2 separate regions of the Homo sapiens genome follow, and region 2 is linked to region 1. Evidence: chromatin contacts called from ENCODE Hi-C or POLR2A ChIA-PET data. All regions are on one chromosome and are shown on one strand. Each heading gives the region's core, a stretch centred on a gene start or an enhancer-like site at or near the end of the contact. The rest is flanking DNA. Distances are from core to core; before and after follow the strand shown. Region 1 has its middle 160 kb from the start of LINC02836. Region 2 overlaps LOC105377923 (a long non-coding RNA gene).

Region 1 (6,675 bases), core at 3,321-5,820:
GATGGTGTCAAGATGGAAAACATCTTTTTGAGCTTGAAGAATGCTCTAATTTGTAGAACAGCTAATTAAAGCTTCTTACAACCTGATTGACCTGTTGTGGTATTGTAAGAGCTAAGGAAAGAATTTACTCCCTACAGGACTGAAGCATCCTTATCCTATATATACTATGTGTCCTGTGTGCTATCCACCCTGGGGGGTGGGCACAATGTTCTAATGACCCTCAAATCCCTAGTTGTAGTTCCTTTCCTATAAGGGATGAGAGTGCAAAGGTACGCAACAGAGTAACAGACAAAAAGCCTGTCACCCACAGCTTGAGAATTGTATTTTGTCCATTTAGACCTATATAATCTATGCATAAGCGGATATATCGATATCACATGTAAATATATATTTATGTGCAAATACATAAGCATCATATATAACATGCAAGTTTTCATTCTGTAATGAGAACAAGTATCAAAGGAGCCCAATTCTTTCAAATATAAGGGGTTTAAATCAGAACACTTAAAACGTTTGATATTACATTCAGATTTTACATCAGTCGTGAAGAATCTGCTTTTCTCTCAAATTGTAATGACTGACTAGCATAACCCCTACCCTATGATCTTTCCTTGGGGCTTAACAATTAAGTGAGTAATGATCTTGGAAGGTTAAGCAGATAATATGATTGTGAAAACCTATTAAATCCAATTATTTTTTTTTCCGTGACCATGAAACACAATCTCTAAAAGCTGAGGTTGTGCAACTCCCTGGAAGGCTCAAGGCTCAGCTCAGTGTTGCATCTAATGAAAACAAAACCAAAAATAAAACACAAGTGATCCATGAGGCTGGCTCTTTGAGCCTCATTGCCTGTAATTGTAAACATCTGAACATCGGGATTTTCAGGAAAAGTTCTGCCCTGCAAGACATGCAGAAAGTCAAGAGAAACCCAGCCCAACCCTTGTTTTTAACCGATGACTCTTCTGGCTACTTGTCATGAGTATTCCAATTCAGATGAGAGAGGTATTCGTTTCTGTGTGGAAAAGCTGTCTGGCCTGGGATAGCAGATAGCTGTTGAATTCAGCTCTTCTGTAGATCTCCTTGGGCGACTAAGACCCCTCAGGTAGAGATTTCACCCTGGCATTCCAGGTCTCTGTCCTGGGCTCACTCTTGATGAGGAGGTGAGATGCTGACCCATATTGGCGCAGTTGTCACCTGGGCATGGGTGTTGTTCTTGGTGCCAGTTGCACCCGATACTAAGGAAAGGGTGAGTTATGCCATCATCACCAGTGTTGCTTCAAAGTAGGAGGTGCTCTAGTTGTCTGGTTACCTGTGTTGTCACAAGTTTAATAATCCTTTCAGGGTGGAGCTCCCACTGGTGAGTTTCCTTCAGATTAACACTGAATTCTCTTTGTCCTCTCCATAATGGTAATAATAAAAATAATGTTTCCTTTGCTAAAGGCATTAACTTTCAGGCTTAAGTTTATAACACATGTTTAAGCGATTACTGTGCTTATATATCCAGCTTCCTCCAGTCACAAGAACAATGGTTTGCAATAAAAAATATGATCCCTTTCATTTGTAGAACACATTAAGTTTTATGAAGCACTTTTACACCAACTATCTCCTGTGTCCCTCAGGCAAACCTGTGAGCTAGACATGGAAGGCATTCTTCTTGCCTCCTTCCCCCTTTTAAGAGAGGAAGGCTTTTGAGGTCCTGAAGATTGAGAATCAAAGGTCATCTGAGTAATAAGTGGACTTAAAATCTGTCTTCCAGTTTAAGGACTGGGTCTCTCTCTCTGTCTCTCTCTATCTCTTTCTTTGCCAATACTTTGAATGTTTGGTTGCAGAATTATTTGGCGATTTTTTTTTTAGGGCAAAAATGACTTGATAATACTTCAAGAAAACAAACACTACTAAAATAACCCTCCCGTAGTATTGCCAGATCTCCAGGTCTTTTGATTGATCTCAGTTATAAGGAAAGAGATTATGGTCTACCATTTGAGAGTTCTGAGAAGCAGGCTGATGTTGCTTTACTGGTCATTCCAAATATTCAGGGACCTGAATGCTCTTTATGAGTAGATTACAGGCCTTTTAGTGTTGTTTTCTACTTCAGGGATATACAGAGATTAGATTCACTGAATCTCAAAGCTGTAAGGGAAGTGTAGAGATTATTCCTACCCCCCGCTTAAGCATTACACTCATGAGAAAATTGAGGCCAAAAATACTAAGTCATTTACTCAAGGTCACAAGTTTGTCCAACAGGAGGTAAACATTATCTGTTAAAACTGTTTCTGTCTAAATCATGAAAGCTACCTTTCCTCCAATGCAGAATGTCATTTTTAATTTCAAGTTATGTCTGTCATATTCTGCCTAATGGGAATTACGCAGTGTGTCGTGGATGGAGCTTTTTGTATATTTTACCTGGAAGTGACAAATCCACTCCGCAAGTTACTATTATTATTTGAACATATCTTAGTGTGTGCATTGTGCTTTGGATCAGTGTCAGTCAATTCCCCTTGAGTGAAATGCTGGGCAAAGAGCAGAGTCGTAGGTCCAGGAGTCTCAGGCTTCACTGCACTGGTGAGAGGCTGGGTGTGGCCAAGGGCATTTACAGTAAGTGGGGCATGGCCTGGTCCGAGGGGCCGGGGTTCTGTGCTGGCCTGTTTGCTCTTTAGACTTCTGTTTGTCTAAGTTGTTGATCAACACCAAGGCAGAGACTGTTTCCTGACTAAGAAATCCCTTTGACATTCTGGCAATGACTCACGGAGTCACTTCATGCCTACAGAGTAGCCAGTGTCACCTTCTGGGGTTCTCAGCCTTTCTCACGTAGAGCACGTAAAACACAAGGAATCAAGTTGATCCTGTGTCAGCCTGCACTCCTGCGCTTTCTTCGGTGCCCTAGGCAGGACCTCAGGCAGCCTCATGCTGCCCCAGAGCCCCTCCCCTGCAGAGCCTTCCCCTGGCTCCCTGCTCTCCTCTCTCCAGCTCTCATCTCCCCATTGAATGGTCTGTCTCACATTGTTTTCTTCTCTACTTGATCCATTTTTTGTTATCTTTTTGCTGTATTATAATTTTCCTTAGGGTGGGATCCCTGACTGACACCTCTCTTATATCCTAGCGGAATACAGAGCACCTATTAAGTGCTTCAAAACACTTAGGGTTGGTTAGTTGCTGGGGTAATGAGAAAAGATGAATTTTCTGAGTCTTCCCTTCCTGCCTGACCCTCTTTTTGCTTTCCTCTCTCCTATCCTTCCTTTCACAAATGTCCATTGCAATAGGAGACAGGCACTGTACTTGGTTGGGGAGAGAGTAGTGAAGGAAGAAGATGTATCATTATGGAATTATTATTTCACCAAAAATTCAGAGCAGGGGAAGATCTTGTTTGGGAAAGGGGGATGAAGGCATTTTGTCTCATAATTAGAGATGAGTACTAGTTGGAAAAAGCCTGACTCCCTCTTTAATTGGGGAAGTGGAGGTGAGGAGGAAGGAGCACTGGAGTTGAGGACTGTTCAGGCTCTGACATGAGCATGTGAGAAGCTATGGGCAAGTTACTTTACACCCCAGAGCCTAGGGTGCTTCATCTATAAAACAAGGATGGTTGTGAGGATTACATTAGCTATATATAAAAATGCTTTTTTAGATTAAGCAAATATTTTACTTTAGTTGATGTTAAGTAAATGCTTTTTTTAAAAAAATTATGCTTGGTATTATGTTTGTGCTATGTGAAAATGCTTTTTAAATGTCTATTATACAAATGTGAATAGTTTTATTCTACAGGGCAAGTCACATTTTATTTTTCCTCACTGCAAAACTTGACTTGAATAGTTGCTACCTTCCTTTTAAGCATGTGATAATAGGTAATAGGCCGGTTCCTTGTGGGCAGAATTAAGAACTCCTCTGCGTGTCAGACGCAGTGCACCCCTGAAAGTACATTTATTTCCTTCACTGAAGCAGCAGTTTGCTAAGTGACACGAGTCATGCCTGAATGAGCTAATAAAGTTTCCAGTTGAAGTCACACTTGGAAATTGTTCATAATGCAGAATATAGTCCCATGATAATTTTTAAAAATGCAAAAATATTCTGGGTTGACACAATTTAAGGTAAAAAAAAATCTACATTTCGGAAACAGTAGAGACCACCCCAGTTCCCTTCCCTTTTCCCAGCACCAAAAAAAAAAAAAAAAAAAATCCCTGAAACCAGAAGAAGAATTCCTTCCAGATCTAGAGTGTCTCCCTCACTTCTTACATTTGACCATTCGCCACAATTTAGGGGACCCTGGCTGGGCCCAGGGGGCTGGGCCGCAGCATCCCAGGCAGGATGCTTCAAAGTCACTCACCTTAGAATGCAGCTAGAACTGGCAAATGCTCACCCCAGTTTCTCCACTGATTAAATGGGAGGACTGGTGCTGACCTGATTAATAATCTTTCTTTCTGGAATAATAATGAAAGATCTCTAAAGCCCTCCTCGTGAAACGTGATGCCAACACAGCAGGACCTGACTGTGAAACCAGTTCCCATGGCAGACAGCCACTGTAGAGCACAGGTCGCTTTCACTGGGAGCCACTCCTGGTGGCCTGTGTTGTAAGCCTCCTTCCCATTACATAAGAAGAGTGGCTCCTTCCCCAGCCGCAGCAGCACTGCCAGGCAGATCTCATGAACTGGTCCCTGAACTTTAGACCTTGCTTTCTCCGTGGTCACAGACAGACTGGCTCTCTTTAGAGAAAGCCTGTTCCTGCCTCCTTCCAAACTGCTGGAGTTCCCCTTTGCCATTCACAGGCTCACTGGTTTCAAAGGTGGTTTCTTTCTTTCTTTCTTTCTTTTTTTTTTTTTTTTGAGATGGAGTTTTGCTCTTGTTGTGCAGGCTGGAGTGCAATGGTGCTATTTCAGCTCACTGGAACCTCCACCTCCTGGGTTCAAGCAATTCTCCTACCTCAGCCTCATGAGTAGCTGGGATTACAGGCATGTGCCACCACACCCAGCTAATTTTTGTAATTTTTGTATTTTCTCCATGTTGGTCAGGCTGGTCTCGAACTCCTGACCTCAGGTGATCTGCCCACCTCGGCCTCCCAAAGTGCTGGGATTACAGGTGTGAGCCACCGTGTCTGGCCCTCAAAGGTGGTTTCTGTAAGGTAATTAAATCAAATCCAACTGAGTCATTTTCTGGTTTTCAAAAGCCATGAATGGCAGAGCAAAGCTTTTCAGAGACCTCTGGAGTAACAAGGGCACATTTGTCACACCCAACCAGTTTCCTGGTTGAAATGGAGACAATTATTGGGTGTTCATATTATAGTCAGCAATAGAGTGATATATTGACCACTGATAATATCACTTGACCTTCCCATTTCTGAGAAGTGCCTGGTCTGCCGTGTATAGCAAACTGCACTTACATAGAGGAGGCTAGGTGGTAGGAAAACATTTTCCCGATGCATTGGTCCTGAACAGTAAGCAATGCAGGTGATATTGATATTGCTGAGTTTAGAAGACTCTGTAGGCATTGATCTTCCCATCTGAAAAATGGGGAGGCAAGGGAAGATGATCTCCAAGTCCCTCCTAGGGTAAACAGGATTCTCTGAATTAGTGACAATCTTTTGGATTAAGTGGAAATGAACTCTGTGTCGATCTTTTGTTAGCAACTTGCCAAATGACCTATCTGGGCAAATGACTTCCTCATCTGGGCATTGGGCTTGTGTGTCGACTTCCTGCCCTCTGGTGTACATTCTTCTCCCTTCACTGGAGACTCTAGACTGTCAGAATGCCTGGGGGAGGGACTGGAAGCATCCGTGGGGCACCAATAGGTGTCTGCTGTTGCTACAGTGCAAAAGAACATTTCAGGGCAGGGTTAGCTGGATTTGTCCGTATTGCAGATGAGAGGGAGTTTTTAGGACCCAGTTCCAGCAATTTTTCCTCCTCTGCACAGGTGCCATGCATCACCTTTTCCTCCAATCTAGTCTGAACTAGATTCAAACTTCCCTTCACTCTCAAAGGGTTTCTCATGTCAGTGAAATTGCTGCTTCTGGGTGCAAGTTTCCTGTGCCTCCTACAGGTAACAGTCGACTGATGGTTTGAATCCAAGGGTCTCCCACTGACATGACTGCAGGGGTCAGGCAGTGTGTAGTCATTTCAGCGTGAGACTCTTGGATCCTTGGATCCTTTTGATTTACAACAAAGAAAAATGGGGCACCAACAGGCTGTTCCTATAAGGCATATGTGTTAACTGGTGGGGCAAGGAGGACTCTGTCCTCCTTTAGCATTTCTCCCTTTTGCACCCATTAAATAAGAGGAGAAAATGTGGCTGCCTGTTGGCTGAATATGACCTGTTGATATGTTTTATTTTGTCTACTTCCAGTTTAAAACAAACTCATATTTAAAAACTAAGAACATAACTTTGATTTAGTTGGCAACACATGTAAAGTCAAGATCTTAAATAAAAATTTAGATTTCCAGTTTTTCATGAAAATTTCTAGCCACACTGGGATCTCTATTTCTATAAGGTCACACCTAGCTGAAGCTCAGAGGTCGTTGTTCCCATGCAATGGTTCAGGCACTCTCCATGGTGACAGAACCCACCTGGCCCATTTTACTGTTTACTTTTTCTGCCTGGCCCTGGTGGTCATTTCAGTGTGAGACCCTTGGATTCAATTGATCAATTGACTGTCACCTACAGGAAGCACAGGAAGCCTGCCTCCAGAAGTAG
Region 2 (6,578 bases), core at 2,396-4,895, 38 kb before region 1:
CTCTGTCTCTACTAAAAATACAAAAATTAGCCAGGCGTGGTGGTGCATGCCTGTGATCTCTGGGAGGCTGAGGCAGTAAAATCACTTGAACCCGGGATGCGGAGGTTGCAGTGAGTGAAGATCACGCCACTGCACTCCAGCCTGGTAGACAGAGAGAGACTCTGTCTCAAAAAAAAAAAAAAAGAATACTCTGTCAAGTGGAAATGATGCAGATTTAAAATGTATACAAATCGATCTTATGATTACAAATAGAAGAAAAGCAGATGCATGGGGGAAAGAAAGCTAGAGGAAACTTGGCCTAATACAGAGATTGAGGTCATGGGACTTCTTGTTGGTTTTTTTCTTCTTTGTCTATTTTCCAAAATTTAAGTCATGTTATTTATGTTACCTTTATTCAAATTATCAATAAAAATATATCGAATTGAGTTGTTCTCCACAGCTGCGTTGAGGCTGACGGTGGGTTTGGGAGTGAGTGGGAGGAAGGGTGGGGTCAGAACTAGCAAGCAGAACGTGTTGCAGCAAGCACTCCCTGAAGCTGCCCACCAGGAGGGGCAGTTTCTGAGAGGGTGTGTTCTGCAAAGAGCTTTGTAGAAACATTTGTGAGCAGAAATCCTAACAAGGAATCCCTTTATTCATCTGCTTCTTAAGCTGAAACAGTGGGATAATTTGTCTGACTTCCTTGCAGTGTTGCTGTCAGTACGATTGAGTTCATGCATAGGAAAGCGCTTTGTGCCCCAAACACCCTATATGGTGTCGGTTACTATCATTTTATGAATAATAACAATTTATTTGAATTTGGTTTCCTTATCTGAAAAATAGCAATAAGTTTCTGTCCTGCTTACCTCACAGGATTATTGTTAGAATCAATGAAATAATGTATGTAAATGAGTTTTGTTCACTCTAAGTGAACAGAAATAAGAGCTACAGAAATAAAAGTTACAGAAATAAAAGCTGTTATTTTTGACTGCACACCTGGTTCCCAAGATATCATGAATTTCGGAGTAATGCTGAGGCCTAGCTTTACAAAATGGTGCCCATTTCAAGCTTCTGGGGTCACACTTTCTCTGTGGCAGAGAAAGACAAATCCTAAAAAGGTTTTTCTTCCAGTTAGTGTTGGGCCAGGATAAGAAGATCCTGTTTATGTCAATGAAATAACTTGTTTAAGCAGAAGATTTCAGAGCCAAGAGAAGAACTTGCAGTCAAGACAATCTGCCACAGTGTGAACGATCCATCTGAGGACAATTGGGCTGATTGTGCAAGCTGATGAAGGAACATGGTACCACTGTCCTCATCCTCTGGAAACAGGGAACAGTCACTGTCAATGTGCTTGAAAATGTGTGGAACATAAGGAAACTACCAGCATGCCAACTTTTGGAATTTCAAGATATTGCTCAATCAGAAATCCGGAATATTCAACAGGAAAAAACAATCAGTTCAAAGTAATTAGTAACCATCTAATATATAGGTCTAAAATAGAAGGCTCTCAGAAGTTCCTGTGACTCTATGAGTAGTAGGTTAGAAAGAAAACATGAGAATGAAAAAAAAAGTGACCTTCCTAAGGCTTTGGCACTGCATACCATTTGTTCTCAAGACACAGCGTTAGTGCAGGAGTTATGCATGCAGGAAAAATATGCATTTTTGAGACTGATATTTGGCAGGTCTCAATTTGCTTATAGACATAACTGGGAAGACAACAATTTGGAAGTCACCATTTTGATTAATTGCTTTTGTAGAATTACAAGAGATCTGGTGATTGCTCGCATTTAGTAAGTGAGATAGAATGCAGGTGAAACTCTTCCTTTAGAAAAGAAAACAATAGTCATAACATTTTACATCAACTAAAGAGAGTAAAGTATGCAGATACATAAAAACTTGCACATGTACATAAGAAAATCCGTTCTCAGGACTTCCTGAAGTGAGCCACTTCCCCTCGTCAAGAGCTCCCCACCCTCAAATGAGACCTGCTTATTCCAGTGAGGAAGCCCTTGGACTCTTCAGTTTTACACGAACACAATTTTCCTAAGAAGTCTGTGTAGAATCAAACCCAGCCACAAAAGGGAAAAGAACATTAAAATTGAAAGGAGTTGGGAGAGGGAATGGAGGAAGAAGGAACTTAAAACAAAAATCTATTTTAAAAGAATGAATAAACTTGATCAGATCTCCTTTTGTGACAAAATAAGGACTCACAGGAACCAAACTGTATAAAGCACGAAGAGTTAGTAGTGAATAGTTATGTCAGCCTCAGGTGGGATTCAAACCTTGGCACCAGCTCACTCCCTGTGTGACCTTAAACAGCAGTCATCCAGTCGACCCCCAGTTTATCTGTAAATTCTAGGTTAGTGATGATTAAATTAGATGTCTAGAAAATGCTCAGGACATCAATGTATCCAATAGATTTTAAAGTATTGATCGACGTGTACATTAAAGGCATCATATTCAAGCACTTTGAGGGCTCCAGTGGTTACATTTGTAAGTTTTTGTGAATTGGATCAATTTTGTGAATTAGATCACATTTTGAGAGATTCCTGCATCAACTGGCTATGAAAAGGATTCTTCCTATATAAATTGACATATAACATTTGTATTTACCTCCTATTATGTAGGTTTGTAAATCAGGATTTTAAAAATCTTACTAGAATACATATTTAATTGTAGTATTAAAAACATTTTTCGGCCAGGCACAGTGGCTCACGCCTGTAATCCCAATACTTTGGGAGGCTGAGTTGGGTGGATCACCTGAGGTCAGGAGTTCAAGACCAGCCTGGCCAATATGGTAAAACCCCATCTCTACTAAAAATACAAAAATTAGCTGGCTGTGGTGGTGCATGCCTGTCATCCCAGCTACTTGGGAGGCTGAGGCAGGAGAATCACTTGAACCTGGGAGGTGGAGGTTGCAGTGAGCCGAGATTGCATCATCACACTCCAGCCCAGGCAACAGAGCGAGACTCTGTCTCGGGAAACAAACAAACAAACAAACAAACAAACAAACATTTTTCATTTTATATTTATTCTCAGCACGATAAAATACAATTATGTTATCCAACTAATTTGTTTTATAATTGTTGGCTAGTAAGGCCCAGAGAGGTTAAATGGCTAGGACTAGGTAGTGGTAGACCCCCAAATCAACTTTATTAAGGGTTAATTTTTTTCTATTAAAATATCTTAAAAACAATCTCCACTATGTAAGATTTTCTGTAGGCTCTTTGTAAATGTTTACAGCATATATCTAAGAGCAGACTTTTTGCTCTATGAGAACTTCACCATTGGATTTATATAATTTTCCAAGAAAACTCCCTTTCAAAAATGTTCTACAGCAAGTAATCTAAAAGTGATTTTTTTCTTCTTCAAAGAAAATTCCCTTTAGAAAAGAAGGAAGTGCACCAGGACAAAGGCGGCCAACTGAGATCAGTGACTCAATCTGTTCCATAAATTATAGCTCTGAAGTCAGTTTGAGTGAGTGCTCACATTTCCAAAAACATAGACTGTCGTGGCACCTAAGGGTGTAGAAATTGCTACAGAGGCAATTAGCTTTATAAAACAGAAAGAATCACTAAGTGCATGAACCCTAAGGTACATGCAGGCCCAGAAATACATATTTCAACAGGGAATTGCCAAAGGGCAATGGTGCATTGAGAAATCCTCCCCTACTCAGCGGTGAAAGTTAAGTCTGTGGTATGTACAGATGAGGGAAGCTTGTCTGTGTGTGACCTAGGTTGAAGGGAGAAGGTAGAGACTGCGTGGAATGGCCAGCGTGCCATGTTCTCCTGAGCCAGAAGAGCCTAATGGGCCCAAATTGTCTGTTTCTATCGGGGGTGTTCCTTGGGCCTTTTTTCAAGACCACAGACCATAATTCCTGGGAAACTCTCACTTAAGTGGGTGCTCTTGACAATGAGGAAAACTAGGTGAGAGGCCGAGAGCTCATCTGGACAAGTCTGTGGTTGGTACATAGAGAGCATAGTTACACTGGGAAGAGGTGTTCCCTTGAGACATCTAGTCACACATTTTAAAAAAATCACTCTCTTCCTTAAACTTTCCTTTTGGAAACTTGGCCACAACAAAATGTGGATGTTAAAACCCTCTATGAGAAGTCCTTGGCCAGTTCTGTGGATGTATTTTCACAGAAGGTTTGTCAGTCTCACTCTCTCTCCCACTGTGCTGTTTCTTGTGTCTCCCAGCTCATCTCGTCCTCCATCCACACCATGGCTGTCTGATTCTTCCCTACTGATGCAATTTTCCTGGTGCTCGGAGTCTGTAGGCTCAGTCACTGCCTTAGGTGCAGAACTTGTCTAGTTCAGTTACCTTTTCTGCAGCTGAGAAAAAACACAGTAATTTCTGCTTCATTCTCCAATCCACAGAAGCTAAAATCTATGGAGCAGAGCTGTTTGCCTCATTAGCAAAAGCAACTGAGAACCCCCTAGGAAAAGTACGTTTGAGTCTCCTCCTACTCATAATATGGTTTCAGGGTATGATTTCTTTTTCTGTTATGTTTTCCATAGTAGTTTCATTTAGAAATGCCTATTAGAGTGAAGTTCTGCCATGTCTCACTAACAAGCATGCAGGCCCCTTGGGAGTTGAAGCCCGCCTTTTACTCGTCATGTATCACATGGATCCTGCATAATGAATGGAGCCTCCTCAGATATACTTTGTGGCTGATGAGTTAGAGAATTCTGAGACTGTAATAAATTATTCCCTCTTGAGTCTAATGTCCTTCCCTATTTCACCATTTCCTATGGTAGTTCTTTTAAATATCTGAGAAAAGGTAGTGGATTTATTACCTTTAAAACATAATCTAATAATGAACTCCTCCAGTTGGTTGGCCCTTCCCCTCCTCCAGCTGCCCCTTCCCCTCCTCCAGCTGTCCCTTCTCCTCCTCCAGCTGCCCCCTTCCCCTCCTCCAGCTGCCCCTTCCCCTCCTCCAGCTGCCCCCTCCCCTCCTCCAGCTGCCCCCCTTCCCCTCCTTCCACTGTCCCCCTTCTCCTCCTCCAGCTGCCCCCCTTCCCCTCCTCCAGCCTCCCCTTCCCCTCCTCCAGCTTCCCCCTTCCCCTCATCCACCTGCCCCTTCTCCTCCTCCGGCTGCCCCTTCCCCTCCTCCAGCTGCCCCTTCTCCTCCTCCCGCTGCCCCTTCCCCTCCTCCAGCTGCCCTTCCCCTCCTCCAGCTGCCCCTTCCCCTCCTCCAGCTGCCCCTTCCCCTCCTCCAGCTGCCCCTTCCCCTCCTCCAGCTGCCTCCCTTTCCCCTCCTCCTGCGGCCCCTTCCCCTCCTCCAGCTGCCCTTCCCTCCTCCAGCTGCCCCTTCTGAGAAACTCGCTGGGGATGATTCGAGTGGTTTCTATCATAAACATTTAAACATTTCAGGATGCTACTTTGGAAATGACAGTCTTGTTTTGCAAGGCACTTAAGTCTCTATTGAGATCCATTGAAACTTGTCATTGTGACTGCCATTTTACATTCTAGACTAACTAGAAGGCTAGGTTAGACTCACCTCTTTAGCTAGAATGCAGCTTTTCTACATTCTAGACTAACTTCCCTACCCCCCACCTCTAATAAATCTGAAAAGATTTAAAAACAGTTTACAATCAGTTATGTTATTAACAGTAGATGTGGTAACTCTTTGAGAAGGAAATTTAGTTTAAAAACATTTGCAGTTAGGTGGAGTAGATTTCTTTCCCATGGCAAAAGAAATTGTTACTGGAGCAGCTGAATCATTTCTAATAATCTAAAAGAAACATGTAATGGGCTGAGTTTTTCTGAGAGTGCTTCAATGTTTGTGCTTTTCTGGTTACTTATTTCTATCAGACTTTTACCTTCAGGTTAAATCTAAGTGTAAGGAGCACCAAGGCTCAGTCAGCATGTTTCTTAGCCCCAAATCAAGGCATGTGTTCTCTGAACAAGAATTTTTGTCTCTTCTAGATGCAAGAGGAAATTTGGAGATGTTGCTTGAAAGTTTAAAGTATTGGTGTTACCGAACCATTAGAATATTACATATGGACAACGCCCATCCATTAGAATATTACGTATGGACAACATGGTGGAACATTTCGAATAAGGTTTGTCCCACAAAATCCAATATAAATGTTTGCTTTTGTCCTTTTTAATGATATTGCATTTGAATTATACTGAGTACATTATGACATATGAAGCTCTCAGACTGTAGGATGGGAACAGCCAGACTTTATGCAGTGCAGGTGCTGGCAAACTTTTTCTGTAAAGCATCAGAGAGAACTATTCTGGTTTTGCAGGTCATGTGGTTTATGTCAGAACACTTGACCGTTGTAGCACAAAAACAGCTATAGACAAGAAGTAAATGAATAAGTGTGGCTCTCTTCCAAGAAAACTATTTAAGGCCAATGATTTGAATTTTAAATAATTTATATATTATTTTATATAACATAATTTTATTTAATTTATATATTATGAAAATCTTTATCTGATTTTTTTCAATTACTTAAAAATGGGAAGCCGTTCTTTAGCTTGTAGGCTCTATGAAAGCAGACTGTGTGCGGTGGCTCATGCCTGTAATCCCAGCACTTTGGGAGACCGAGGCGGGCGGATAACAAGGTCAGGAGATCGAAACCATCCTG

What was found. A loop is a pair of places that touch in the nucleus more often than their neighbours do. ChIA-PET counts read pairs that join two places held with the same protein, here RNA polymerase II (POLR2A). Pooled maps may share reads with other maps.
Region 2: a loop to region 1 is called in a pooled map, with 3 times the contacts of the local background. The contact joins two enhancer-like sites. A Hi-C loop is called at or near these places in 1 of 168 maps with a recorded cell type or tissue (K562), 2 of 37 single-sample maps with no recorded cell type and 4 of 50 pooled maps. POLR2A ChIA-PET finds 5 or more read pairs at or near these places in 5 of 52 experiments (MCF 10A, OCI-LY7, Panc1 and 2 more).

The regions. Positions count from the first base shown.
Region 1 is chr6:105,792,341-105,799,015 of GRCh38, reverse strand. No RefSeq gene overlaps it. Among named protein-coding and RNA genes, the nearest start is that of LINC02836, 160 kb to the right of the region's middle. Within about 2 kb of position 4,570, at least 15 of the 41 ENCODE cell types and tissues checked have a DNase peak (open chromatin) inside an H3K27ac peak, as active enhancers do.
Region 2 is chr6:105,829,523-105,836,100 of GRCh38, reverse strand. LOC105377923 (a long non-coding RNA gene) reads left to right here. Exons shown (of 3, transcript XR_001744275.2): 3 at 5,908-6,336. Among named protein-coding and RNA genes, the nearest start is that of LINC02836, 200 kb to the right of the region's middle. Within about 2 kb of position 3,645, at least 2 of the 41 ENCODE cell types and tissues checked have a DNase peak (open chromatin) inside an H3K27ac peak, as active enhancers do.